Regions from separate parts of the Homo sapiens genome. Here region 1 is linked to region 2. A link is a loop called in an ENCODE intact Hi-C map of the cell type or tissue named here. Cell type or tissue: heart left ventricle. All regions are shown on one strand. Links, peaks and the distances in the headings refer to the core of each region. The heading gives the core; the rest is flanking DNA. Region 1 overlaps RAB31 (RAB31, member RAS oncogene family). Region 2 overlaps VAPA (VAMP associated protein A).

What was found. Hi-C counts contacts between places; a loop is a spot of excess contacts. Peaks named below come from ENCODE experiments on the same cell type or tissue, not always from the same donor. Only the 100,000 strongest peaks of a DNase experiment are listed, where the experiment ranks them.
Region 1: it touches region 2 in a loop (4-fold over the local background); 30 of 110 quality-filtered maps call a loop at or near these places.

What each region holds. Positions count from the first base shown.
Region 1 is chr18:9,803,857-9,821,419 of GRCh38, reverse strand. RAB31 (RAB31, member RAS oncogene family) reads right to left here. Exons shown (of 7, transcript NM_006868.4): 4 at 7,329-7,400; 5 at 6,198-6,304. Among named protein-coding and RNA genes, the nearest start is that of TXNDC2, 73 kb to the left of the region's middle. RefSeq lists an enhancer at 11,856-12,506. In heart left ventricle, for the core only: a CTCF peak has its summit at 10,268 (motif pointing left); a DNase peak (open chromatin) is centred at 12,706; H3K4me3 peaks cover 400 bases; H3K27ac peaks cover 2,921 bases.
Region 2 is chr18:9,942,237-9,954,680 of GRCh38, reverse strand. VAPA (VAMP associated protein A) reads right to left here. Exons shown (of 6, transcript NM_194434.3): 5 at 4,113-4,286; 6 at 1-628. The coding sequence ends at 470. Among named protein-coding and RNA genes, the nearest start is that of VAPA, 34 kb to the right of the region's middle. In heart left ventricle, for the core only: a CTCF peak has its summit at 3,217 (motif pointing right); no DNase peak of the experiment used is centred there.

The sequences.
Region 1 (17,563 bases), core at 5,367-13,366, 140 kb after region 2:
TGATAAAGACAAAATATAATTAAACTCTAGTTAGACACACTTGTCTGCAGAGGGCCCTCAACCTTAGACTTTCTCTCTAAGGGAGAATAGCAAGTGTAAAAATAGGTCTTAAAAACTTAGTGTCATCGGGCTCACTTAGAACATTCCCCAGGACAGACCATATACTAAGCCATAAAACAAGCCTCAATAAATGTAAAATAATTAAAATCATACAAAGTATGTTTCAGATTACAATGGAATTAAATTAGAAATGATCAAAAGTCAAAATTTGGGAATTGCATATGCTATTAAATAAACAATGGGTTAGAACACGAATTAGAAAATATTTTGAGATTAGTTAAAAACAACATATCAAAACCTATGAGATGCAGCTAGAGCAGTGCTTACAGGAAAATTTATAACTATAAATGCCTACATTTAAAGAGATCTCGAATAAATATGCTAACCTTTCTCCTTAGCGAACCAGAAAAAGAGGAACAAAGTAAATCCAAAGTAAACAGGAGGAAGGAAATAACAATTAGAGGATAAATAAATGAAAGAGAAAAACAATGAAAAGAAATAAACCAAAAACACTGGTTCTTTGAAAAGGTCAACAAAACTGACAAACTATCGACTAGACTGAATGAGAAAAAAAGAGAGAAGTTTCAAATTTCTAAAATTAGGAATGGAAAATGAGACATCACTACTGACCTTATACAAATTAGAAGTATTATTTAATTGGTCATGGGATTAAGAAAAAAAGATTATGAGATAATACTATGAACTACACAGCAAATTAGATAACACTTAAAGAACTGACATCATGGAGATCAAGTTGATGTAGAAAAACAAAGAGAAATGACATCAATCCTTCACAAACTCTTCTAGAAAACAGAGGAGGTGGGAAAACTTATCAACTCATTCTGCAAGACTGTTATTGCCCTGATACCAAGGCCAGACAAAGATATTCTAAGAAATGGAAACTACAGACTAAAACCCTTTATGAATATAGACATAAAAATCCTTAACAAAACACTAGCAAACTAAACCCAGCAATGTATAAAAAGGATTATGCATCATGACCAAGTGTGATTTATCCCAGCAATGCAAGACTAGTTTAACATCCCAAAATCAATTAACATATAATTACATATGTAAAAAGTTTTTTGAAAAAATCCAACATTCAGTCATGACAAAAAGCCTTCAACAAACTAGGAGCAGAAGGGAATTTCTTCAACAGAATAAAAAACATATATGTAAAACCAGTTAGTGTGATACTTACTGGAGCATTTTATCCTTAAGATCAGGAAGAAACAAGAATGTGCACTCTCATTACTTTTATTCCAGGCTGTTTTAGAGATTCTAGCCAGAGAAATTAGTCAAGAAAAAGAACTAAAAGGCACCCATATTGGAAAGGAAGAAGTAAAATAGTCTTTATTCCCAGATAATATAATCTTGTATATAGAAAACTCCAGATAATTTACTAAAAAACAACTAAAATTAATAAATGAGTTCAGGAAAGTTATAGGATACAAGATAAACATACTAAAGTCAATTGCATTTCTACACACTAACAACAAGCAATGCCATAAATAAGAAAACAATCCCATTCACAATACCATCAAAAAAATCAAATACAGAAGAATAAATAAAACAAAAGCAAGACTTGTAAACTGAAAGCTATAAAACATTGCTAAAAGAAATTAAAGAAGACCTATTAAAATGAAAAGACATTTCACACTGATGGATCGGAAGACTTAAAATTGTTAAGATGGGAATAATACCTGAATGGGCCTAAAGATTCAACACAATTTCTGTTAAAATCAAAGTTGCCTTTTGTTTTTCAGAAATTAAGAAATAGATCCTAAAATTCATATGAAAATGTTAAGGGTCCAGAATAGTCAAACAATCTTGAAAAAGAGAACAACGTTGAAGGACTCACAGTTTTAAATTTCAAACTTACTACAAAGCTACAGCAATCAAAATAGTATAACACTGGTGTCAGGACAGACGTGTAGATCAACTAATAAAGTTAAGAGCACAAAAATAAGACCACATTTATGGTTGACTGCTTTTGGGCAAAAGTGCCCCCAAAAGATTCAATGGGAAAGAAACCATCTCTTCAACAACTGGTGCAGGGGTAATTAGATATCCACATGGCAAAAGATGAATTTGGACCCGTATCTTACATTACATACAAAAAGTAACTCAAAATGGATGACAGACCTAAATGTAAGCACTAAGAAAACATTAATAAATATTTGTGATGTTCAATTAGCCAATCACTTGTGAACAAGAGATAAAAGAAAAACATGATAAGCTGGACATAAACTTTTGCACACAGTAAAAATTGTGAAAAGATAATCCACAGGATGAGAGGAAATATTTGCGAATTACATGTTTGATAAGAGACTTTTATTCAGAATACATAAAGAACTCTTACAACTCGATAATAAAAAGACAATCCAACTAAAAATTAGGCAAGGGATTTGAAGAGACATTTCTCCAAAGAAGATACACACATGGCCAATAAACATATGAAAAGACATTTATTAACATCATTAGTCATTAGGAAAACCACAGTGACACAATCTCACACCCACTAGGATGCCTATGATCAAAAAGACAGGCAATAAATGTTGGTGAGGATGTGGATATCTTGCAGTTACTTTGGAAAACAGTCTGTGAGTTCCCAAAATTATTACAAAGAGTTATCATGTGACACAGAAATTCCACTCCTAAGTACATATCCTAGAGAGATGAAAACATACATCCACACAAAATTTGTACATGATTGTTCATAGGAACATTTTTCATAATAGCAAAAAAGTAGAAATAATTCAAATGTTAATGTGTGAATGAATAAATAAAAATGTGGTATATCCATACAATGAAATATTATTCAGCCATAAAAATGAATGCATCACTGACATTTGCTTAACTGAAAGAAGATGGTCACAAAAGACCACATATTGTACGATTCCATGTATGCAAAACGTCCAGAAAAAGCAAATTTAGAGGAAAAAAAGGTACATTAGTGATTACCAGGGCTGGAAGGAGGTGGAAATTGAGAGCGAGTATAAATGGGCATGACGTTCTTCACAGAGTGATAGAAATGTTCTAAAATTAGATATGAGATGACTGTACAACTCTAAAAATATACTAACAGTCGTTGAACTGTATACACTTAAAACAGGTGACCGTGATGTTTTGTAATTTACCTCAATACAACATATTAAATGTTTAAAAATTAAAAATGAATTAGTGTCCAACTAGTCTTTCTCACTGACCTAATCAGAGTTTTAAAGGCAGTCAGCTTCTTGTTGCTTGATTCAATAACAAGTACCATCTAAAATAACTGTGTATAACAAAAGATATACATGCCACACTTTAAAACGCAACTGCAGGATCTTGAGGAGCCACATTCCGACCTCACTGAGGCCAAACAAGAGGAGAAAAGATACTACCAGGGAGGCTGGATGCATGGGACAGTGGCCCCATGACACTACCACTAGAGGTAGCAGCTGGATGGCCCTGCATTTTCTCCCACTGGGGATAGAGAGGCTGTGAGTAAATTCACGGTTGGAAGTGAGATGAATAGATTATGTTAGCTGGGGCACTATGAAAATTGCACATATAAGAATCAGCTGAGCACAAATCAGAACACCCATCAAGAAGAATGCTGTACCTGTGCATAAAAGGCAAATTCCACCCCGAAACACAGCACATCTTTGGGTGCTGGTAGCCACATCTATATGTCACAGATATGTTTTATCTGGCCAGGCTACACTTTTCTAGGAACTGTCCCTCTTCAAGACCACCTGCCTTCCCATTCTAATAGTAATGTTGGGAAATATCATCTCGTACTACCAATCCCCTCTTGGCCACACACGCCTGTTCTTAACCTGGGGAATTCCTCCCTGGCATTTTAGACTGGAAACGAAGAGAATGCCAGGCCAGTATCTCTCCAGAGACTAACTCTGGAACATGTCAAATGCCAGAGCTGAGGGCAGTTCTGTTTTTACCATGTGGATTACCAGTATCTTCCAATAAATTCCCCTTTCTCCTGAATTTCAGTTGTGCTTTGGTTCCACATAACCAAGAATCCTAAGTGATACCATTCAAGTTTAAATCGTTTTCTGCTTAAATTCTAGTCCACCAGCATTCCCACAATACATAAGACTCGGTTCCACTTAAAGGCGCACATTAGTCCCATAATTAGGGGGATTTAGAGATAGCACCTTCTCTCAGCAAAGGTCGTCTCTACCCACCCACCTCACCCTTCCCATGACAAAGGTTAAGGTGATTCTGCTGGGAACACTAGATGAGTAAGCTGTTTGAGGATTACAGTAACGAAGGGAGATAACTAAGTCTGGGAAGTTTGAAGATTTGTCCAAATCCCAGAAAAGTGGTGTTTATGGCTGTTATTATAAACCAACCAGATGCAAGTTGATGCAAACTTTTGAAATCCTAAAGAAACAGAACAGTTCGTTAAATGCTATGTTAAGAGCTTTTGCAAGATCCACTTCCATCCATTATTTATTCCTCTTTGGTTTAATCACACTTTGATTAGCAAAACCAGAAGCATGATGTAGTTGTCTTTATGAAAATCAACGACTAGAATTCCTGAGAATTAAATTAACCAAGGGAATGGAGATACCACAAATTCGCTATTTCCTTTTTTAAATAATGTATTTATTTAGCAAAACAGCTAGCTTACCAGGCTAGGTAAAGCTATCATCAAATCTCTAATTCATGTGTACTGGATCCTCACAACCTCCTTCAAGATATAAGAAGTTCAATAACCCAATACCACTGGGGAAAGTCAAGGTACTCACATACAATGTGTCGTATTCTGATTTTAGAACTAAATAGTGAGATTATGTACTTGACTATATCCTTAAGATAAAATCTAGAACCAAAACAAACAGGTATGCTATGAAAAATATTAAGAATTCTAATGGTCATTACCATAGGAAAGTGTTAGTAAAATTGTGCTAGTAGTCATAATGAAAATAATAATGGAAAAAGTAACAACAGAAATAACAAAACCATCTAGCCCAAAGATATGTAGAGTCAGGGATGTAACTGTGTTATGTACAGGAGTTATAATTTGAACATTTATCATTGTATGGTACATCAGATCTGTATTTCCCTATCATTTTCTCTTATTTCTTCTCTGGTTGAATCAATGCCACATTGACTACCAAAAGTGAAAGGCCATTAATTAAGTTACTACACTGAGGGCAGACATAACAAAGGCATGATACCTTTGTACACTCAGGGATGACACTCAGGGATGGAGGACAGCATCTACACGGATGACACTCAGGGATGGAGGACAGCATCTACACGGATGACACTCAGGGATGGAGGACAGCATCTACACGGATGACACTCAGGGATGGAGGACAGCATCTCCACGGATGACACTCAGGGATGGAGGACAGCATCTACACGGATGACACTCAGGGATGGAGGACAGCATCTACACGGATGACACTCAGGGATGGAGGACAGCATCTACACGGATGACACTCAGGGATGGAGGACAGCATCTACACGGATGACACTCAGGGATGGAGGACAGCATCTCCACGGATGACACTCAGGGATGGAGGACAGCATCTACACGGATGACACTCAGGGATGGAGGACAGCATCTACACGGATGACACTCAGGGATGGAGGACAGCATCTACACGGATGACACTCAGGGATGGAGGACAGCATCTACACGGATGACACTCAGGGATGGAGGACAGCATCTACACGGATGACACTCAGGGATGGAGGACAGCATCTACACGGATGACACTCAGGGATGGAGGACAGCATCTACACGGATGACACTCAGGGATGGAGGACAGCATCTACACGGATGACACTCAGGGATGGAGGACAGCATCTACACGCATGACACTCAGGGATGGAGGACAGCATCTACACGGATGACACTCAGGGATGGAGGACAGCATCTACACGGATGACACTCAGGGATGGAGGACAGCATCTACACGGATGACACTCAGGGATGGAGGACAGCATCTACACGCATGACACTCAGGGATGGAGGACAGCATCTACACGGATGACACTCAGGGATGGAGGACAGCATCTACACGGATGACACTCAGGGATGGAGGACAGTATCTACACGGATGACACTCAGGGATGGAGGACAGTATCTACACAAAAGAGATTTCAATGCATCTTACCTAATATCTGAGAGGTCGCACTTGTTTCCAGCGATGGCCATTACAATGTTTTCTGGACCATGTTCTTTCAGCTCCTTGACCCATTTCTTCAAGGTATAAAATGAATCCTAAACCAACAGTGTACACAAATCATTAGAAAGACCCCTCAATATAATATTTCAACTAAGCAGAAATACAAGCCCAGTACAATTTAATGGAGAAAAATATTTTTAGGAGACTCATGCAGATTAACATACTACCTCTGTCTAGGCACAAAAGTTAATGTTAGCTGAAATATACTTAAATAGACCATATCAAGTTTTCTAAAATTAAAACTTGATCTAGTTAAGAAAATCATATCAGTGATTTTTCTCCTATAAATAACATTAATTTAAAATGATAGCCTGGACTCCACATGAATAAGAATAACAGGACTAAGTAAATGCTCATGCTTACACCAAGGAAGAAACATATATATTTAGAGTCCTGTCTTCCTGTTGGCCCTTCACTCACAATTGTCCTCTAGAAAACAGGCCAAGGGCAACACACCACATTTAGGTAGAAGTGGTCAGGAACTCGTGGAAAGTAACAGTGATGGGTCATTAAACTAACAGTCTTATGTGCTGAGTCAACACTCCAGAGAAAAAAAAGTAAATAATTCAGTTTGCAGGAGTGGGAAAAAATGTCATCAAACTACTGCGGTTATTTGTTGATGGAAGTCTAAGACCTTCAACGTGATAACTAAAAATATACTTATATATACACACACAAAGATTTACTTACATACACACGAATGTTATGCTTGGCATTTTAAGTATGTAGTATGATTGAAACAGTAACAAAAATAAGTATTCTGTAATTATAAAGCATGCAGAAATTAAAAATGATTTTCCTTTTCTTTAAAAGCTGACATTCTGCAGAATAGTACTAGCAGGCATGACTTTGCCTCTACAGTCAATTTTAAGAATGAATGGTCATTATTGTTTAATTTAGCAGATAAATATGGGATGCTTTGTTACATATACATGAAATAAACTCAATATATAGTGGCACGCTACTGGCAAGATGCAAGCAGTGACGTCTCTGCTCCAGTCTCTCTAAGTGAGAGAACCACCATAAATGACATCTAAATTCTGAAGGAGACATTCTTACCTGCTTGGTAATATCATACACGATAACAGCTGCAGCTGAGCCTCGATAGTACATGGGAGCCAATGAATGAAACTGTTTAAGAACAATGAACAGTTTTAGGCCAAAGTGAACAGACTTTATTCAATCCCAAATTAAACATAAACGTTTTATCCTACATCATCCTTACAGGATCCCTAAATTCCTTCCCTATATAATTTTTCCATGGTTCATATTATTTATTTATTTTATTTTATTTTTTTGAGATGGAGTTTCACTCTTTTCACCCAGGCTAGAGTGCAATGGCATAATCTTGGCTCACTGCAACCTCCACCTCCTAGGTTCAAGCGATTCTCATGCCTTGGCTTCCTGAGTAGCCAGGATTACAGGCATGCACCACCACATCTGGATCATTTTTGCATTTTTATTAGAGACAGAGTTTCACCATGCTGGCCAGGCTGGTCTCAAACTCCTGACCTCAGGTGGTCCACCTGCCTCAGCCTCCCAAAGTGCTGGTATTACAGGTGTGAGCTACCGCACCCGGCCCCAGAGTTCATATGAAATAATAAATCTTCCTCCTCATCAACACATATGTATGCTTGTGGTTTATTGACCATGAAATCTACTGTTGGGTAAAGGCCAAAAACAAATTTTATTTTAAATGTTACCATCTTGTGAATTTTCTTTTCCCTGCTGCTCATCATTTCTCTAATATAACTGACTGACCCAGGGTAATCTCATTAGAATTATGCGGCAGTAAAGGAAAGATGTATGGCAAGGAGAGGGAAAGGGAACACTGGCAAAGATCACAGGACCCTTGCTGAGCCATTAATGAGGACCAGTCAGCAAGGGCAACCTTGGCAGCAGCTGCCTCGGGTCTGGAGGGGCTGCCACCTCTCCAACGCGGGGCTTCACACCTACCTAAGGTCCACAAATGACAAGACAGCAGAGGAGCTCCATTCCAAAATGTTAACAAAGCAAGTGCTGCTGGTCACTAGCATCGTTCATCCCCAGACAGGAGAGGTCATTAGTCTCAGAATGCATACATTTTATGTATATTTTGGAGAAGGGTCCAGTCTTAATCTGCATATTTTTTTAAATTAAAAAGTATCCTGGAGGGGCCGAGTGCAGTGGCTCACGCCTGTAATCCCAACACTTGGGAGGCTGAGGCAGGCAGGATCACCCGAGGTCAGGAGTTTGAGAACAGCCTGGCCAATATGGTGAAACCCGTCTCAACTAAAAATACAAAAATTAGCTGGGCATGGTGGCAGATGCCTGTAATCCCAGCTACTTGGGAGGCTGAGGCAGGAGAAATGCTAGAACCCGGGAGGCAGAGGTTGCAGTGAGCTAAGATTGCAAAACTGCACTCCTGCCTGGAAGACAGAGTGAGACTTTATCTCAAAAAAAAAAAAAAAAAAAAAAAAAATAGTATCCTGGAGGGGTTTTGAAAGTCAATAAGAAAAAGATGGCTTAATAGAAAAATGGACAAAGATATATATAAAGGTAAATCACAGAAGACATATACATTGCCAACAAATATTTTAAAACATGTTCAATTAGAATCGGAAGAACACCAATAAAAATAAGGAGACACTTATAAATTATTAAATTGTAAAAAGATTTGTGCTGTTCAGTGTTGGTGTGGGTTTGGGAAGGGAGGCACACATACTCTACATGGAATGTGCTGAATATCTTCTTTCAAAGCAACTGTTGGTAATATAATCAAAAGTTGAAATGTGTGTCCCATTTGACCCAGCAATTCCACTTAGAGGAATATATACTGGAGTGACCATCACACGCAGGAAGACACATCCCTGCGCTGTTTATGGGAGTAAATGGGAATTGACTCATGGTATAATGTTATGAACTGAATGTTTGTGTCTCCCCTAAAATCCATGTATTGAAACCCTAACTCCCAACGTGGCGGTATTAGGAGGTGGGGCCCTTAGGAGGTAATTAGGGTTAGATGAGGTCACAGATGGGATTAGTCCCTTATAAGGAGAGAAGGAGACCAGATCTCCCTTCTCTCCCTGCCCTGCCCCTATGTGAGATACAGCAAGAAGGCGAGTATCTGCATACCAGAAAGGGGGCCCTCACAGGCACTGAATCTGCCAGCACCTTGATCTTGGACTTCCCAGCTCCCAAATGGTAAGAAATCAACGTGTGTTGTTTAAGCCACCCAGTCTATGTTATTTTGTGCACAGATTAATACATATATGTATGTAATGATATTCTATAGCCATTAAAATGATGATTTTTATTTATAGGAAAAGAGATCTTTGACATACTGTTAGATGAGAAATAGTCTCAAAACAGCACATATAGCATATAATTTATCATTTATTATGTGGTTAATTTATCATTATATGATAATATAATGTAGGGTAAAATGTATGTGGGAGTATGTCTCTGTGAGCAGGAATAACACGAGGTTCCTCTAAATCTTAACAGGTGGGATTTCCAGCGATTTTTACATTTTCCTTACAAGCATCTGTATAGCATAAATTTTTACAATGAGTTTTAAATAATATGGTTTTTAAGTTTTGAACAAAGCAGCTGTTTTTATTGGGCAGTGGGGAGAGAGCAGGGAGGAAGGAGAAGTGGATCCTGAAGCTTTTCTGGCAAGCGACAAAACCCTAACTTATTATTTTCTTTCCCACGATACTCATCATTGGATCAATACTTGCCAAACTGAAATGATGGTATTTGGAAATCTGAGTCCCCAGGTTTCCCTGTTACTGCACTGAGGAATGCTGGTGAGGCACTCACAATAGTGTGGAAAGGAAGTGGGCCACCCTCCCTGCCTCCAGTCCCTCCATGCAGGTCTCCATCCTGAAGAGAAAGGACTCTGGAGCCTCTGCGGGTTTCAGAAAAGGGAGAAGGTTGGACGAAGCTCAGGGTGAACCAAGGAGTTCACAGCTGAACTGTGCGGTGGCCGAAGATGCTGAAGGGCCGGCGCCACCCACTGCCCCCATTCCAGAACGCACTTGGGGACAGCGACATTTGCCATGCATGCCTTTCCGTACTCACTGACGGCCCAACACTGTGTTTGGCATAATTATTAGGCATCCATAAATCTATTTTTAACCCACCATTTGGCAATCTACTCCTTACACTTAAAAAACAAAATCAGAATTCCTGCCCAAAGGAAGGAAAAAGCAATAATTTTTTTTAAACATTCCTACTTTTCAAAGGGTAAGGACCGCAGATTAAGTATCCTTTTACCCCAATTATACAAAATGCCCATTTTTTTCAAAATAGCCTCCATATAAGAGTGGTTCATGTAAACGCACAAAGTAGCAGTCAATACAAACTTTATTTCCCAAAAGTAAAGATATTCATGGACTCAAGCTCAAAGAGGAGCAAACTGCGGGTGTCTTCTAAGACAGAGAGAGTTCACTTTAGGCTAAAACACCATGAACTGAATCTAAAACGGTCACTGGCATGGAGGTCTCATGAATTATTGAAGCGATCTTGGTATATAATGCATTACTCATTCTTTCCTTCCTCCAAATGGAATCGCTTTGAAATAAATCTCTGTTGGTGAAGCCACTTAAATGACTTTATTGCTGGGGACTTGAGGGTTTTAATGAGTTAGAAGTTCACGTCTCAGTTCCAAAACCCAATAATGCATTGACCAAAGGGTGATCTTGGTGGAGGACAAAAAGATAAATCACTTCTAGTCTACAATGTTTATGCTTTTCCCCCTTACAAATAGAAAGCAAAAGCACCACAATCAGCCTCAGTCCTCAACATGACATAATTCAATTCCTGTGGGGTCAGAAATAAGACTGATGGAATGCTCACATAAAAAGATTCTTCTGGAAATAAAGTTCACAGTCACAAGAGGCTGATAAAGCTTTATTTTTACATCTTACCTTGAAAGGTTATTTGAAAATTAGCACAACAGATGCCAATTCAAAATCCCTTCTTCCCTGACTACCCAGCAAAACATCTAGAAGACCAAATTAAAATGTTGAGAAATTTTTCAGATGTCATTCAATTATTTAGAAACGGCACAGGGAACTGTGAAAACCCAGTGTGTCTCCTCAAAAGAAATAGCTGTTTATGTCCTTAGTGTGTGTGATTATTTGTTTTCTAATTGCTGGAGGTCCCTGTGGCAGGGGAGACGGGAACGGCCTTCTTCAGGCTCTTGGAGCTTCTCCGGCTGCTCAGCTTTCGCAGATGGACATTAACCCTGCCCGCAGCTGGTAGAAAATAAACGAGCATGACCTTTCTGGAAAGCAGCTGGACAATGTGTTTCAAGAATCTTGCAAATGTTCAGATACTTTGATTTGACAATTCCACCTCTTAAGGGAATAATCAGAGATGGTTACAAAGTAACCAGAATTCCTTTGAAAATTATCAATGATGCTGAAAAACTGTAAGCAATCTCAATGTCTAACAATTAAAGAATGGACACATAAATTTTGGCTTAGCCATATGATGGAATATCCAGCAGCAATTAGACTTAGGTGTTTGTAAAATATTAAATGGCACATGAGGCAAGACAGCCTAGTGTGGTATTTTCCTGAGGGTCTTCTGCAGAACACCAGGCCACGTGGAGGTGGCCAGGAAAAAAGGTTTCCTGGCCAAATAAGTTTGAGAAACACCACATGCTTCCCTGGAGGTTTACAAAGCATAATTAGTGCATTAAAGGCTCTGAAAATTTTCTACAGTAAAGAAACCTATTTATTTTGGTTTTAGTTCAGAATTCCCATTCATTTTTAAAATCTTTTTTTCAAGTAGTATTTATTAACATCTAGGGACCTCGCGTGATCAAGAATCACCTTTGGGGAAGTGAAGAGAACTGGACTCAAAGAGAGTCCTGAGGCTTGGCTTGGCTCTATCCTACTTTTCTTATTTTGTGAAACTGGTGCAGTGGGTGGGGTCAGACACAAAGCTGAGGTTTTTCCAGCTCTGTGACAACCCTCCAGAGCTCACGGCCAAGGTAAAAACAGGCTCAGGATGGAGGCTCTCGCCTTCCGTGTAGTGTGCACTACACTTGTTTTCCCATCCTGTACTGCCTTATGTGCTCGCACACCCACGCGTGCGCGCGCACACACACACACACACCCCTCAGCAGCACAGTGGAAAGTCTTATTCCAGGAAATCTCCTAATCCTTTAGAACACCTACTCTGCCTCAGGCAACATTCCTTAAATGCAGGTTTGTGGCATCGTAAATTCTACAGCAGCAAAATCCTGCAAGTTGGGAATGAGCAGTGGTGGAAAATACATGAAGTTTCCCAACAAGCACAGCTCCAGCTGGGCTCTGCCTCCCAGATGAGAATTATCCAAGCCAGAATGCTCTGGCATCAGGTCCAGGAACTCGGAGTGATGGGCTTTGTATTATGATTTCCAGAGGACGCTCTGTCCCTGTTGAGTCGCTCAGGCTCGGCCTGGGCGCCTATGCTGCTCTGTGGCAGGTCAGGTGCAAGGCCACCATAAGGGAGCGTCAAGGGCAGATGCCAAAAAGAGCCCAAGGTCCACTGGGATTCAAACAAAGAGAGAAGGGGTAGAAGAAAATTCCTGAAATTCTCAACATTCTCAGCTGGCAAAAGTTGAATGGAAAAACACATTACTGAATGTTCTTTCTGTGCCATTCAGAAGAATGCTTCCGACTTTTACATAGACCCTCTCTCTCCACAGAAAAGCAGAGGCCTAGTTAATATGCCTACTCAGATGTCCTAAAACCCGAGTGTATGCAGAGTTGAATGAAACGGGACTGGGAGACAATACATCGAACTGTTAAGATGTTCTCTCTGAATAACGGCAGTACAGACAAACCACCACTTGCTTTGCTGTTTCTGAATTATTCAAAAAACCTTTCTATTATATCATAATACATTACTTCTGCAATGACAGGGGGTGTCTTTTTCTTTTTTTCCCTTTCTTTCATTTTTCTTTGAATGTGTTGTTAGAGCCAAAAAGCTTTCTCAGCATTCAGGGATCCAAGGGTTGAAGCAACAGTACCAGGAGGAAGCTGGGTTTTAGAAGAGACCTGATGAGCACCTGACTCCTTTCTGACAAATGTGCTGCAAGCCTCATTTAGCAGAAAATGACACAACACAAATCCAAACATCTTTCCACAAAAACGATGTTGGGAGGAAGGCATGGATTACTTTTATTGATTGACTGGGACAGGGTCTCGCTCTGTCGTCCAGGATGGAGTACAGTGGTGCCACCACGGCTCACTGCAGCCTCAACCTCCTGGGCTCAAGTAATCCTCTCATCTCAGCCTCCCAGGTACCTGGGACTACAGGTGTGTGCCACCATATCCGGTTAAGTTTTTTTTTAAGTTTTTATAGAGACAAGTTCACGCTATGTTGCCCAGGCTGGTTTGAAACTCCGAGGCTCAAGTGATCTTTTTGCCTTGGCCTCCCAAAGTGCTGGAATTAAAGGCATGAGCCACTGCACCCCGCTGGATTAGTGTTTTTTTAAAAGACAATGTAATGAACTGGAATATTCCAATCCCTAGAATAATGTATAAAAAATAAATCAATGATTTAAGATGCTGTAGAAATGCATTTTTTCCCACCCATGAAATCGTCCAAGGGCAGTGAACGTCAGCTCATGTACCTGCATGTTGGCAAACAAGTGGAATTTCCTAAAACTCCAGAACTATGCCCCACCCCACTCCTAGGTATGTCTATTCGCATCATACACAGCCACCGTGATATGCATTTGCGGGGAAAGCCAGGATGGCCATGACGATCACAGAAAGTTAGTCTCATCTTGCCCTCTCTCCGCTCTGCCCAGGCTGGTTTGGTCTCTCCCATCCTTAGCCTCAAGGTCACAGTAAGCGTACCATGTTCAAGACAAGAGCCCACTGTGTGGGACAGTATCTTCGCTGCACAGCCCTGAGGAGGCCTCCGAACATGCCCCATCACACCAGATGCACTCAAAAACATACGGTGTCATTTACCCCCATGTGCCTAGAGCCCTAGACTCTGCACTTTGCTGTGTGCCAACCCAGGCTAGCCAGCACGGCCTTCAGACCCAGCCCCAGCTCTCACGCAGCCGCACCTCCCTCCTGTCCGAGCAAAGTTCGTCTTGCCTTGACTGGACGTCCAAAGTTTCCACAAGAGCCTTCAGATATCCAGTGAGCTCCAAACTGGCCACACAGCCACCAGAGAGATCCTGTTTTGAAGTGCTGGATTATGATATTTATTTACACTGACCACAGAATGTATTTATTTTTAACTTTCACTGTGGAAATTTTCAAGCATATCCACAAGAAGAGAGACTAGAATAATGGACTTCCATCTTCTCATCCCCTGACTTCAAGATCACCACTAACACATGGACCACTGGCTTCCTTTCTACCTCGTCTCACCTCCCGCTCCATTCCTACCCCCTGGAGTCTTTTGAAGCAAATACTTGACATCATCTTATGTTAACTGAACATCAGAGTGATTGATTTCTTCCTATATAAATCCAATTGTTTCACTTCCCTGTTCAGAATCCTTCAAACTTAGTATAAAAGCCAAGCTCCATTCTGTGGCATCTTGGGTGGGACCTGGTCCCTTCTTGGGCCCGCCCTGGTCCCTTCTTGGGCCCCTCCCCTGCTTGTCTCCAGCCCCGGCCTTCTCGCTGCTCCCTAAACACAGAGGCAGGCCCACCGAGCCTCCGCACCTTCCCTGACGCCTTCTAGCAGCCTGGACCCTCCTCCACCAGCATCCTCAAGGCCCCTCCCTCACTTCTGTCACACCTTTAATCAACTGCCACCCTCCCTGAGAACCCTTCCCTGAATCCCTATCTGGACCATAGCAAGGACTCGACAAATATTTAATGACTGAATGCATGTAATAAAAGTCAATAACCCTGTGAAACCAGGGAGAGAAGACAGAGTTGTTCCTGTTATTCAGATGAGAAAACTGAGGCTCAGCATGGTTAAGTGAATTGCCCAAAGACACACAGCTCTTCTTTTTTTTTTTTGAGACGGAGTCTCTCTGTGTTGCCCAGGCTGGAGTGCACTGGCGCCATCTCGGCTCACTGCAAGCTCCGCCTCCCGGGTTCACGCCATTCTCCTGCCTCAGCCTCCCGAGTAGCTGGGACTACAGATGCCTGCCACCACACCTGGCTACTTTTTTTGTATTTTTTTAGTAGAGACGGGGTTTCGCCATGTTAGCCAGGATGGTCCCGATCTCCTGACCTCGTGATCCGCCCGCCTCGGCCTCCCAAAGTGCTGGGATTACAGGCGTGAGCCACTGCGCCCAGTCGACACACAGCTCTTAAATGGTGGAAAAGACTTTGAACACAGGTCTTGACTCCAAATTCCATGCATTTTCCATTCCTGTGTTGCTTCTCTGAAATGAAACGTTGCTTCAGTTGATATAATTAAGACACAGGTTTACATCAAATGTATTCATTCATTCAACAAACAGTATCTCACTGTTTGAACGCTCAGTATGTGGCAGGCACTGTTCTGAGCAGCAGAGAAACTGGAGTGTGGTGGGCAGAATAGTGTCCCCCAAAGAGGTCCATGTCCTAATCCCCATCACCTGTGACTATGTTAGGTTACATGGGAGGTGGAATAGGGCTCATCAGCTGACCTTCATATGAGGACATTATCTTGCATTCCTTGGGTGGGCCCAGTGTCCTCACAAGGCTCCTCAACAGTGAAAGAGAGAGGCAGGGGAGTGGGAGAGAGATTTAAAATGCTACTCTGCTGGCTCTGAAGACAAAGGAAGGGGCTACAAGCCAAGGAATGCGAGTGGTCTCTGAAAAAGGCAAGGAAACAAGATTCTGCCCTTGTACCTCCAGGAAGGATTAAGGTCTGCAGATATTTTAATCTTATTCCAGTGATACTTATTTCTTTTTTTTTTTTTAATCTTTTTATGTTTTTGTTTTTGTTTTGAGACAAGGTCTCATTCTGTTGCCCAGGCTGGAGTGCAGTGGTGCAATCTCGGCTCACTGCAGCCTCAACCTCCTGGGCTCAAGTGGTCCTCCTGTCTCGGTCTCCTGAGTAGCTGGGACTACAGCTGCATGTCACCACACCTGGCTAATTTTTTAAAAACTTTTTGTAGAGATGGGAGTCTCATTATATTGCCCAGGCTGGTCTTGAACTCCTGGGCTCAAGTGATCCTCCCATCTCAGCCTCCAAGTATCTGGGACCACAGGCATGAGACCCATTTCTGACTTCTGACCTTCATAGCTCTAAGGGAGTCTATCTGTGTTGTTTTAAGCCACTGAGCGTGTGGCAATCTGTTACAGCAACAACTGGAAACAAAAAAAGAAAGTGAAGAAGGTAACAAGGTCCCTGCCCTCAAAAAGCCTCCTCTTTTTTTTGGAGTGAGGGGGAGTCTGGCACCTTCCACCGGGCCACTCTGGATGCAGAGGTCTTCCTACCACAGGTCCGTGCTCACTGCAGCCCAGCTGCCTCTGTTAGGACAGGCTGTCAGCGCCTCAGGAACAGGTTCTTCTGTTACCAAACAAAGTCTATTTGCTAATTTCCTATTCAAGAGTGACACTCATAGGCTTTATAGGGCTTTTCTACTGTATTTTAGCCAGACGTAGGAAATTAGCTCCATAAAAGAAAAGAAGAGGACAGAAGGGAAAGGGAGTGGAAGGGAGGAGAGGAAACAAAACTAGTTGAAGTGCTTCTTAGATTCTCGGCAAATCCACCTCCAGACCCCCTGAAACTCCTGTCTCAGCGGCTCTGTGTTTTGGCCCCACGTCCTCTGAGAGTTGGCAGAATGGAAACTTGGCCTCCACCCAAGAGGCACAGACAGTGCCTCATAATTAGAAGCTACTCAGGGCATCCCAGACTAAAACACACATCAGCAAAATGTCATTGCCTGACCTGGGAAGGTGTTCATCTAGCGCAGTCACTGTACCTCCCAGAGCAGCCTGTCCCCACCAAGGAGGGGGCATATGGAAGAAGGGGACACGCACTGGAGAGCAAAGGGCAACAGCAGGGTCTCCAGTGACAAAAGAACCCCCGAGGGGCAAGAGCAGGGCAGAAGCCCGTGTGTAAGCAGAAGAAGCCTGTCCACGCAGCTCTGAGGCTTTCCCCTCTGGCCGCCTCTGTGTTCCCACGGCCCAGGCCACATCCCTCACTGCCAGCATGGCCACCTCCCGGGCTCAGGGCAGAGCTGTTTACAGTGTTTCCCTAAGAACTCCCGAAAGGTATCTTCGTATATGAACATGTCCTTCCTCCTTCTCTCCTGTCGCTGGCATTCTGACACCCAGGAGGGCTGTTCTGCACCTAGATTCCTATTTTCTTACAGGACACAACCCCCGCAAATGGCACGAC
Region 2 (12,444 bases), core at 1-8,000:
AAAATTTACACTGTAAGAGGCACCATTTCCCCAAGGAATACCTCTTGGCATTTCCTGAATGAGTGGGATTAGCAATCTAAATAAATCATATTTCAAGAGGTAACAGCAACAGATAAAATTTAAAGGGATTATTAAAATAACATTTACAAGACTCTGAACAATTCTTGAACTCTTATTAAAACCACAAAGAAAGAACAATTCTTTATTTATGAATTTCATAAAGGACTCAATGTGCAACTGACATCTGCTAGTGATGATCTGGTAATATACAACCTGTCCAGTAGCCGAACAGTTTGTTTTTATTGTGTTTTCTAACCGTAAGAGATCATTAAAGGCAAAGCCTATATGACGCTGTACACACAAAAAAATGGTCACCGTGGGCCATACTACCAATGAAATGGTAGGTAAACAAATCTTTTTCTGGTCAAGAGAAAAAAAAAAAAAGAAACAGCACTCTGCATGCTTCACTCTACAAGATGAATTTCCCTAGAAAGAATCCAATGAAAATGGCTGCAATTACAACAAGAAGTGAAGGAAGAGGACTGGTGACATTATCTCTGAAGGATGCAGTTGAGGTTGATCCAGGTTTATCCGAATGTGCTACCTTTCTGAGCCTTAAACCTTCATCCTAGAAAAAAAACACACACACAAAAGGTTTTTAAAAACAAGCATACTAACGAGACTACTGGAGCTAAAAATCTATAGGGACGGAAAGTAGATTAGTGGTTGCCTATGGCTGGGGACGGAAAAGGGGATTAACTGCTAACCACATAAGGAAACTTTCCGGGGGTGATAGACATTCTAAAACTGAACTATAGTGATGGTTACAAAGTTCTATGTATCAATGAATTGTACACTCACAGTGGGTGTCTCCATGGGATATAAATTATACCTCAATAACACTGATTTTTTAAAACTGGAGCTGAGAAATGTATTCCTAAAAAGCAAAAGTTAGATAGGCTATATTTACCTTTTTTTAAATCCCACTAAAAATATAATTAAAGAAGAGTACTTCCAAGGTGGCCCATGGTATTTAAAATCAGTTACATCCGTCCTAGCCCAATCAGCCAAAAACTACCCAGACCTGTAGTCTGCCATTTGGGTTTACTGACACACTGCAACTAAGGAACCGGAACAGCAGAGGCACAAAAGGGTGTTCTTGCCGTAAACAGAGATATGGTATCACAGAATTTGGGGGAAGGAAACAGTTTAGCGTGAAATTTAAGTAACAGTGTTTTTATATGCTCAAAGCAAAGCAGAGGGCTGTGTGTAAAGTGGTAGCACCAGGTCTCGACTGCAAAGCAGAGAAAGAATACTGTTTCTTCAGAAACTACAAATTTAGATGAGAAATGTACATAGGAAACCCTTATCTGAAGCTCTGCACCTGGACTGGAAAATGAGGGTGCTTCTCTGTGTCAAAATGACTTAGATCCTCCAGTCAAGAGTAGGCTGCTTCATTCTTGCTGATATGGCTTCACACAGCACTATGTCTTTAGAGCAGAAGGTTTCTCAGAAGAAAGCAGAAGTCACTCCAAGCAGGAGGTTGTTATGACACTGTGTGCAATGTGAACCTTGGGAAAAATACTAATACCTGTTAACTACACAGTTGTCTTTATCTCTGTCTGTTAACCAATCTGATAAATGGCAGGACAGTTTTTTACTTTTTTCAGTACAAGGCAATATTTTCTCCCATGATTCCTTTATTGTGCTTATAAATAAACACTAACTAAAAGAGTACACCTAATGGCACAGTTTTATTTGCATTACTGGATTTTCTGGAGTTGGGTTTTTTTGGTCTCATGCTAATTAGTCCTATATAAACAGTAATTCTCAGTTTCAGCTACACATCACAAACATCTACAGAACTTTTAATACTCCTGTGATTGTGACTCATTAGGTCTGGGGCAAGCCTGGTCAACTGTAACTTTTTAAAGCTCACTAGGTGATTCACATGCAGTGTGAATTAAGAACCACAGGGCTAGGGGAATTAAAAGGGATAGTGAACAGACAGGAGCAAGAAAGTGAACCTGGCAAAAAATTATGGTGGGCCTGTGTATAGGGTCTGAAATTCTGTAAGCCAGTGGGTCTTCAAGGGTTTTGTTTTTTTTTTTTTTTTGAGACGATGTTTTGCTCGTCACCCAGGCTGGAGTACAATGGCGTGATCTCGCTCACTGCAACCTCTGCCTCCTGGGTTCAAGTGATTCTCCTGCCTCAGCCTCCCAAGTAGCTGGGATTACAGGCACCCACCACCACACCCGGATAATTTTTGTATTTTTAATAGAGACGGGGTTTCACCACGTTGGCCAGGCTGGTCTGGAACTCCTGACCTCAGGTGATCCACACGCCTCAGCCTCCCAAAGTGCTGGGATTACCGGTGTGAGCCACCCGCCCAGCCCAGCTTTTTTGTTTTACTTTTCCAGCAGCAGAATCATCTCTCAAATAAAATCTCATACAGAACACTAGCATAAAAAGAGTAGAAACCAGGAATAAAGTCTCTCTCACCTACTTCCCTGGTTCACTCTTCCTATTTTCCAGCCCTGCCCCATCTATGTCATTCTCACTGTTTCCACTTCTCCCCTCCCTGCCAGAGGTAAACAGTGGCTTTTGAAAGAAATCTATTGAGCACCCTAAGGAGCACATCTTTATCAAAGAACAGAACTATGGAAGTCATGGCAGATGAAGTAAAAGTAACCAACAACATCCTTTAAAAGATCCATGGCGTGTAGGTGTGAAATAAAGATATTCTTTCCGCTACCCAGACAAGTGCTTGGAAGCAGACGGGTACCCCTCGAGGGGGTACTATGAAACATCAAGCATGAAGAGACACAAAAATTCACTTTAAAAAGCATTTCAGCAAAGGAGTTCACAGATCGACTTAAAACACAGTGCCTTTAATTTAGAGTGTAGTTCCTACATACACCTAACAAAAGGAATAATCAAATAACTCCCATCATTTAGCTTATTTTAGTTACATACATTTTTGTATCATCTACTTTGCTGCAAAGAGCTTCAAACAAAGCCTAGAGAGCAACGTATAGGTATTTAGGTCTTGAAACAAGTAATTACTTGTCAAAGACAAATTATTCATAAATTTCAGACATATTCAAATCAGTCCTCCTTCGCCATCCATTTAATTCAATCAAATACATGAATGACTACCACATGCATGTATGGTGAATGCAGAGATAAATGAAGCACTGCCCTTGCCACCAAGGCAATTACTGCCCACTAGAGGGAGAAAGGCCTCTAACAAGTAAGAGCAGTAGAAGGCGATCAGCATAGTGGAGGCACAAAGCAGACATGACAAATCGATTTTTTTCTTCTTTTGGAGAGGGTCCCAGCAAAGGCTATATGCTGTAGTAGCAAAACGTCAATGTGTGTATGTGCTGTGTCGGGAGGGGCAGGGTTCTGGGCCTTTCCAGTCACAGTGAAGAGCTTACACTAAAGCAAAGAGGGGTGATAAACAGATGCTTCTCCAGCATACTCCAGCCCAATGCTGCCCCACGCAAATACAATGTGAGCTTCAAATGTGAGCCCCGTATGTAAAGTTAAATTTTCCAACAGTACATTTAAAAAGTAAAAAGAAATGGGTAAAATTCATTTTAATAATATATTTGATTCAACCCAATATACCCAAACTACTATTTCAGTATGTAACCATTAAAAAAAAAAGATTTTACCTTTTTCTGTACTAACTCTTCAACATCAGTATTTTACACTCAACAGCACAGCTCAATTTGAACAAATCCCATTTCAGTGCTCAACAGCCCTAGGTGACTAATGGCTATGATGTGGGACAACACAATCCTAGGCAGTTCAGTATGACTAGGGCACAAAATGGGAAGGACATGAGAAACAAGAGCAGAAGCTGGCAATACTGCAGGCCAGATCACAAATAATTAGAATGTGTGCTAAAGTAAGGAACTTGCAGCAATGAGAAACCACGGGAAGACTGTTAAAAGAGGAGTAGGGTGGGGAGCAAAGGCACTGGGGCAAAGAAGAAAGAACTGACCAAGCAAAAATTTAAAAGCTAATTGCTAAAATGGCCTAATAACACTCACATGTCCTATACCTTCATTTCAATCAATTTATTTTCAACCAACAGAACTTACTCTCAGGTGCCGATTTTCTTCTGATAGCTTCATCATTTCTCCCTGAAGTCTTTTACACTCTTCCATTAGTTTCCTTGTTTCGGTATCATTAAGTGAAACACTGTGTGGTTTTGGCATAGGTCCATCTTGCTTAGATGCATTCAGTGGAACAGCTTTGCTAGGTTCCATATCATTCTGCATTACAAAGATATTGGGAATTTTTTAACTAACCAAATCTCCTTACAGGTTTTAAACAAATAACAATATAAATTCTACATCTTTGTTCATGAAAAACTCTTTAAAAGGCCTAAATCAGTACATGTCAGCAGTCAGATTAGTCTAAATAACCAGCCCACTCCCTCTATTCCCATAATCCCTGGCACGTACCTCTACCATAGCACTTTATTATGTATCTTAATAATTATTGTTCAAGTTCTTTCCTGTAATACTTCAAAGGCTGAGAGAGCAAGAGCCATCTCTCTTTGTATTTACCCCTAAAACCAGCACTTTGGTCAAGAGTAGTTATTCAATGAAAGTATGCTGAATGACGTCAACAAAATCCATTGAAGGTCATTTTCCGTGCTCTGGTTGTGCAATTCAAATAAGGTTCTGGGGGGTAGGGGGATATTATCGTAATCATTCCAATAAAATCGGAAACTACCTAAGAAAAAACATGCCCAAGAAAAGCTAACTTCTATTAATTTGTCATCTTTAGTAATGCTGTTTGCTTTAATTCACGTGATTCAACATCACAGGAGCACTTAGCATGCTTTGAAGACTATGAGCCCCAAAATCTTAATCCTCACCAACATTGAACCATTTGAAGCTAGTGAAGGCCTGGAGATAAATATCTATGACAGCACCTATGTATTCTTCAGCCCGTTGTCTAAAGTACCCCAACATCCTTCACTCCAACAGCATTTATGTCACCACACATCGTAGCAGTATTAGTGTAACAAGCTTTTTTCATTTTAATTAAATTCACTTACTTTAAAATAATTTTAGGTAAAATCTGCTTTATTCAGCTATAAACTGCTAAAAAAGACATTTACTAAATCAACTTTATGGCATTCCACAATACTCATTTTATAAGATTTATCAGAGGCTGCACACCTACCACACCATCCCAGCTGCCAATTTTATATTAAGTATAAACAGATTGTTCAAAGGGCAAAACTTGTTATTCTTATGAAGGGGATGTGATTTGATTAGTATGCCTAAATCCATGTAAAATCTATTTAAAAATGAAAATTTATAATGAGGTTCTAATGAACAACAGCATGTATGTGACCTGTCGGCAGACTCTTCCATTCTTCTTCAAGCTTCCCAGTTAAGCAACGTTTTAAAGCAGCCTACTTCAATTCTCTGAGTTTTTCTCTTGCTAGCTTTTTTGTTCTTCACCCCCATTTCTCCCACCCCAACCAATCTAATAATAGCCGCCCCTATTATTAAAAAACTGTTTCAGATATATTTTACCCTGCCAATACTTTTTCCTGTTCTTTTCCTTAATAGTAGTTAGAACTCATTTGTGATTTTCAGTGTGGTCAAATTCTATCCTAGCACAAATCCAACTTCTGATAATGAGGTTGGCACACTGACTTACTCTATAAAGGAGGTGGCAATGGCCACCAATATGGCAATAGAAGAACTTTCAGGTTTTGGTTAAAAATTGGGAAAAAGTATCATACTCATACCAGAAAACTGATAAAAACTTAAAGAGGATGAAGCAGGGCACCATGTCTGATGTCTGTAATCCCAACACTTTGGGAGGCCGAGATGGGTGGCCTGCTTGAGCCCAGGAGTTCAAGAACAGCCTGAGCAACAGAGGGAGACCCTGTCTCTACAAAAAACAATTTTAGAAATTAGCCAGGCATGGTGGTGTGCACCTGTAATCTCAGCTACTCATGAGACTGAGGTGGCTTGAGCCCAGGAAGCGGAGGTTGCAATGAGACGAGATCGTGCCACTGCACTCCAGCCCAGGTGAGAGTGAGACCCTATCTCCAAAAGGGGGAAAAAAAGATATACATGGGGTCAACACCAAAGAGAAAAAAAACTAAAAGAATCATCAAGCTCGACAACTGATTATTTTTAAATTCTTTACATTGCATAAAATTTTAAATTACGGAGGGAAGGGAAAAAGTCATTTCTCACAATCTTGTCAAATCAACAAAACTATTATTTATATTACTATTATTAAATGACATGTCATTAAATATTCTATTCTATGCCTTGCCAAAATTAAACATTTCACTTTTGTTAAGCATTTGATGGGCAGCTTTCCATTCTTTCAAATTTTAAATAACATGTCCATAGGAAGACATTCCATAAAAAGATAACTAGATTGGAATTAGATTTAGATTTTTCTAATTCTAATAGAATTAGACTTGGAATTAGATTAGAATTTATCTAAGCAAATAGAATTAGATTTTTTTGTTGTTGAATTTCTCTTAAAAATGTTATACTGCTTTTGTAACAAAAAGGAGAAGAAATGATAACCAATATGTGGAGCATAAACAGAATAGAATGCAAAGAATACAGTGAAGCCGAAACACATTTCAAAAGTGTGCCCAATAAGTTATATCACATACTACCTAGGCCCCTTACAAACCAGTGAACATACATAACAGGTGCAAGAAAATCTAATTTATTTACATATACATATGCTACATATGTATATGTTATGCTATATATGTATATGTAATGGGGGGAAGTGTGATGGGAGGGTGGGCTTTGAGTCATGCATGGAGTGACAATCTGAAGAGCCTGATGGAAAAAATTAAGCAGGTGTAACTTTAAGTATATGCTTCCATCCAGGACCTCTATTAGTGAGGTTTGGCTCCAATAAAACAGCTTGTTTCTTGAGAGTTGCTTCAAACTGGTCCAGAAAGAAAAGACTGGTTGTTCTGAGAACCATGAAACAAGCACACCAGAGAGATTCAACATGCTGTGACTCTTAGTAAATTGATGAATGGTAACCTTACATTTAACACTGCAATTCAGAATAAGCTGGAAGGTCAAGGTGTGTATCAACTAAAACAATAAACCAATCTTGTCCAGTTTCCACTATATTATTTAGCCTATCTGCAGTAATCCTCCATCTGAGTTGTCCAGTCATGTTCTGTATAATGATGTTTTGGTCAACAATGATTCATACATATGATAGTGTTCCCATACAATAATAATGGCACTGAAAAATTCCTATTACCTAGTGAGGTCTTATCACAATACATTATTCACGTTTGTGGTGATGCTGGTGTAAATATACATACTGTACTCCAGTCATATAAAAGTATTGCACATATGATTTATGTACAATACAGAATACTTGGTAATAAATGACTATGTTACAGGTTTATGTATTTACTGTTATGCTTTTTATCATTTATTTTAGAGTGTACTCCTTCTACTTACGAAAACAAAAAGGACACTCTAAGTCAGACTCCAGCAGGTCCTTCAGGAGGTATTCCAGAAGACACTGTTAACATAGGAGATGTCAGCTCCATGAGTGTTACTGTCCCTGAAGACATTACAGTGAGACAGGATGTGGAGGTGGAAGGCAGTGATACTGATGATCCCGCCCCTGTGCAGGCCTAGACTAATGTGTGTGCTATGTCTTAGTCTTAAGAAAAGAAGTTTTTTTAAAAATCTTATTTAAAAAATAGAAAAAGGCAGCGAATAAGGACATTAAAAAGATATTTTTATTTATCTATACACTGTGCTTGTGCTTTATGTCAAAAATTTTAATTTTACAGTTTATGAAGTTACGGACAGCTAAGATTAAAGAAAAAAATTTTAATAAATGTAGCCTAAGTGTACAGTGTTTATAAAGTCTACAGTGTACAGTAATGTCCTAGGCCTTCCCATTCACTCACCACTCATTCACTGACCCACCCAAAACAACTTCCAGTTCTGCAAGATCCATTCACAGTAAGTGCCCTATGCAAGTATACAATTTTATCTCTTATGCCATATTTTTGCTGCGCCTTTTCTGTGTATAGTCACGGGTGTCCAATCTTCTGGCTTCCCTGGGCCTCACTGGAAGAAAAATTGTCTTGGGCCACACATAAAATACACTAACACTAACACTAACTAATGAGCTATTAAAAAAAAAAAATCACACAAAAAAAAACTCATAGTGTTTTAAGAAAGTTTACGAATTTGAGGTGGGCCGGATTCAAAGCCATCATGGGCCACGTGTGGGCCGCAGGCTGCAGGTTGAATAAGCTCAGTGTAGATTGTTTCGATACACAAATACTTACCATTGTAGTACAGCCACAGGCTATACAAGTCTGTAGCCTAGGAGCAAAAGGCAATACCATATATAGGTTTTTGTAAGTACACTCTATGATGTTTATACAACACATCACCTAACAACACATTTCTCAATATATATCCCCATCCTTAACAGATGCATGACTGTACTTCTGTATTCTTTTTTAACCATCAGAATTTCAGTTCTAATATCCCAAGTATTTTTACTGGGGGTTAATTAGAAAAAGAGGGAACTAGGAATTGGAAATACAAGAAAAAGTTTGCAAAGAAGCCTTGGGAAGAACAAAGGAGATAAAAGACATAAACGTGGGCCTACATTCTTACAACTAACAGGAGTGATGGATAAAAACGCACATAAAGGGAGTTAAAAGGCTAAAGTCAAGAGTACTGTCATAAACCGAGAGAGGCAAAATTAAGGTCTTAACCTATGAATTAAGAGACAGGATTTAAGTAACAAAGTTACCTGAAGTTTTTTTTTCCCACTCTAAACAGCCAATTTACTGTTTCTTTAGGATCATGACTCCCAGAAGTAAATAATTCCCAATCACAAAAACAAAAAATTATTAAACATTTAGATAATTTTTTAAAGCCTTAGTATGCATATCATCTGCAAAACCAAATCAAAGTATAAACAATCTGTTAAAACTGTGGGGTTGCCACATGTGGTGGCTCACGCCTATAATCCCAGGACTTTGGGAGGCCAAGGCAGGTGGATCACCTGAGGTCGGAGTTTAATGAGACCAGCCTGGCCAACATGGTGAAACCCCATCTCTACCAAAAAAATACAAAAATTAGCCAGGCATGGTGGCACGTGCCTGTACTCCCAGCTACTCAGGAGGCTGAGGTGGGAGAATCCCTTGAACCGGGGAGGCAGAGGTTGCAGTGAGCTGAAATTGTGCCATGCACTCCAGCCTGGGTGACAGAGCGAGACTCCATCTCAAAAAAAAAAAAAAAAAAAAAAAAAAAAGAGTATATTCCCCAAATCTCAAAGAAAAAAATTACAGCAACTTCATAATGTTCACACTTATACTGTCCTGCTCACTATATAGATTTTAGTTAAGTTCAGAAGTTTTTTAGAACAGAATAGTTTGTATGCATGATTTTTAAGTGCTTTGTAGTTTTATTGTAATTTTAGGCATAGTTCAATTCTATCTACTTCATACAACATACTCACAATACCACTTATCTGCTAGGTATCTACATTAACTTAACCATTGACACTAGTAGACTCCTAAGTCTGTTAACTCCCTATAACAAACCTTCTGTTTCTCCTGTTTCAACACACTGAGTCCCCTGGGGTCATCCTTCGTGTGATAACTGGCAGGTGTTGCAACTGTGTTGTTGATGCTGCTCATTGAAGTGACAGTCGGAGCATTCCCTGGTGGAGTTATACCCTGAGATGGCATGGGAAACATATTCTCAGATTCTCACCGAACTCTGATTTCTTCTGCATGATATTGGGAATGACTGACACAGAAAGCATTAGGCTCTAAACATTAACACTTTATAAAAATGCATTAATGCATAAGAAACAATACTAATAATAGCTATGTTAAAGCAAAAGTAGTTTCTGAACTCGCTTTTTGTATTTCCCAAACAAAATTAGTTATAATCTACTTGCATTACATGCACCTATTAAATGTACATACTTTATTAAAATTTATGCCAGCCTTACATTGTTTTAAAATGAATACCATCTAATTCTTTGTGGCTTTTAATGTTTACTAATTAATAATTGTCAATAATCTGAAAAACAAGCACTTGTATGTCTTCTTATCTTTGATAACACTCAATCTGAACAATTTCATAAACCTCTCTTGTACTTAAAGCCTATCCCCCAATACACTCACTCTCTCACACACATCCCAGGCCAATAAACACTTAAAGACTCATATAACCATTAAGTCCATAGTTCTCTTCCTTTCTTTTCAAATTCCTTTAATAGATAAAATACTGTATTATACAAACAGGTGGGAAAGGGATTCCCTAATTATACTTACTGATACCCCATTTGTTCTGTCTCAACAGAAAATAATGTATATTCAACCATTTTATGATAAGACCCCTGAAATCCCTTTATAAGACCCCTGAAATCCCTGTTCTTTACAGCCCCTCAGTCTTCATTTAAAAAAAATCAGTATTTTTTTCTAGAAAATATGTCACCTTCAAGGTCAGGCGCGGTGGCTCACGCTTGTAATCCCAGCACTTTGGGAGGCCAAGGCGGGCGGATCACAAGGTCAGGAGATTGACACCACGGTGAAACCCTGTCTCTACTAAAAATACAAAAAATTAGCCAGGCGTGGTGGCGGGCACCTGTAGTCCCAGCTACTCGGAGAGGCTGAGGCAGGAGAACGGCGTGAACCCGGGAGGCGGCGCTTACAGTGAGCCGAGATCGCGCCACTGCACTCCAGCCTGGGTGACAGAGCGAGACACTGTCTCAAAAAAAAAAAAAAAAAAAAAAAAAAAAAAAAAAAAAGGGAAATATGTCACCTTCAAATGTCAGATGGAGGACATAAATGAAATGCAATACATTTAAGAAATTTAGAAAATGTCAGAGTTAAGGCCTCAAAAATTTTTTAGAAGTGAACACAAAGAACTGAATAGGTCATAAAACTTCAAAAATAATAAAACCACATTTGATCCTTAAAAAATAACCACTACCACTAATTGGACATTACGTATATACAGAGCTGACAATCCAAACAGAGCTAATAATTCAAAGAACCCTATTTTGTACAACAGCGCTTTCGTATCATGTGCCTCCAGCTGTCAACAATACAGGGAACAGGCTCAATGGCTTTCAGTACTAGCACTGACAACAACTCAACTGAAGACACTAGGGGCCATTAACAAAATGAAATGTATTGGCACACACCTGCTGATCCCGAGGACTAGGGTAATGACACATCTTAGTGTGCTTAAGGATGGTATTTGCTTATGCTTGTTATCCAGGAAAAAATATTGAGTCTTTTTGTTCTAAAATGAAAGGGTTCCTAAGTTTCCTGGGGCACTTTATCTATGATCCAAATCAGAAAGCTATTTCCCAAAAAGTAGCCCATACTTTAGTGATGGTTCAAATAAATGAGAATTGTTTTGTCACAAATAAATGATTTTTTAAACTATAAAAATAAAAACATGGACTCAAGCCACTGTGCTTCTAAAGCTGGCTCCATTTTTCACCCTATAAGATGACCACAAACCTTCAATCATTTCCTTACTTATATATCCAGTATCAAGGTCCTAAAAAGTCTAAAGAAATCAACAAAATAACATCATACTCTTTTTTCATGTGTTCCAAACATGTAAACACCCAAGAATTAACAGCATCCATAAAAAGATCAAAATCCTCACACAAGTGGGGTATACGCATACAACATACTTGATATGGTTTGGATCTGTGTCCCCCGGCAAATCCCATGTCAAATTGTAATCTCCAGTGTTGGAGGTGGAACCTGGTGGGAAGCGACTGGATCATGAGGGTGGGTCCTTCATGAATGGTTTAGCACCATCCCCATGACACTGTTCCCATGATAAGAGTTCTCATGAGATCTAGCTGTTAAAAAGAGTGTAGCACTGCCCCTTCGCTCTCTCTTGCTCCTGTTCCCACCACGTGAGGCATCTGCTCCCCCTTTGCCCTCCACCATGACTAGAAGTTTCCTGAGGCCTCCTCAGAAGCAGAAGCCGCCCTGCTTCCTGTACAGCCTGCAGAACTGTAAGCCAATTAAACCTCTTTTCTTTATAAATTACCCAGTCTCAGGTATTTCTTTATAGCAATGTGAGAACAGACTAATACAGTACTTAAATACCAGCGTACTTCTTTCTGCAAAGAGATACAGGAAGGGGGGGCTGGGGAAGTGAGGGAGTGGGGTTAAAACACACTAAAAAAAAATCATAAAGTTCAAGACTTGTTATCTCTACAATATTTGAGGAGAGTGCATCAACAATTATGATAGCTATTGCAGAATCTGCTTTGAACACTAACCAAATTTTTCTAAGTTGACTACCAAAAATGAAATTTTGATCGACTCTTTAAAATAAAGTGACCCATAAAAATGGTGCTTATCTGAGGTGATTGATAGGT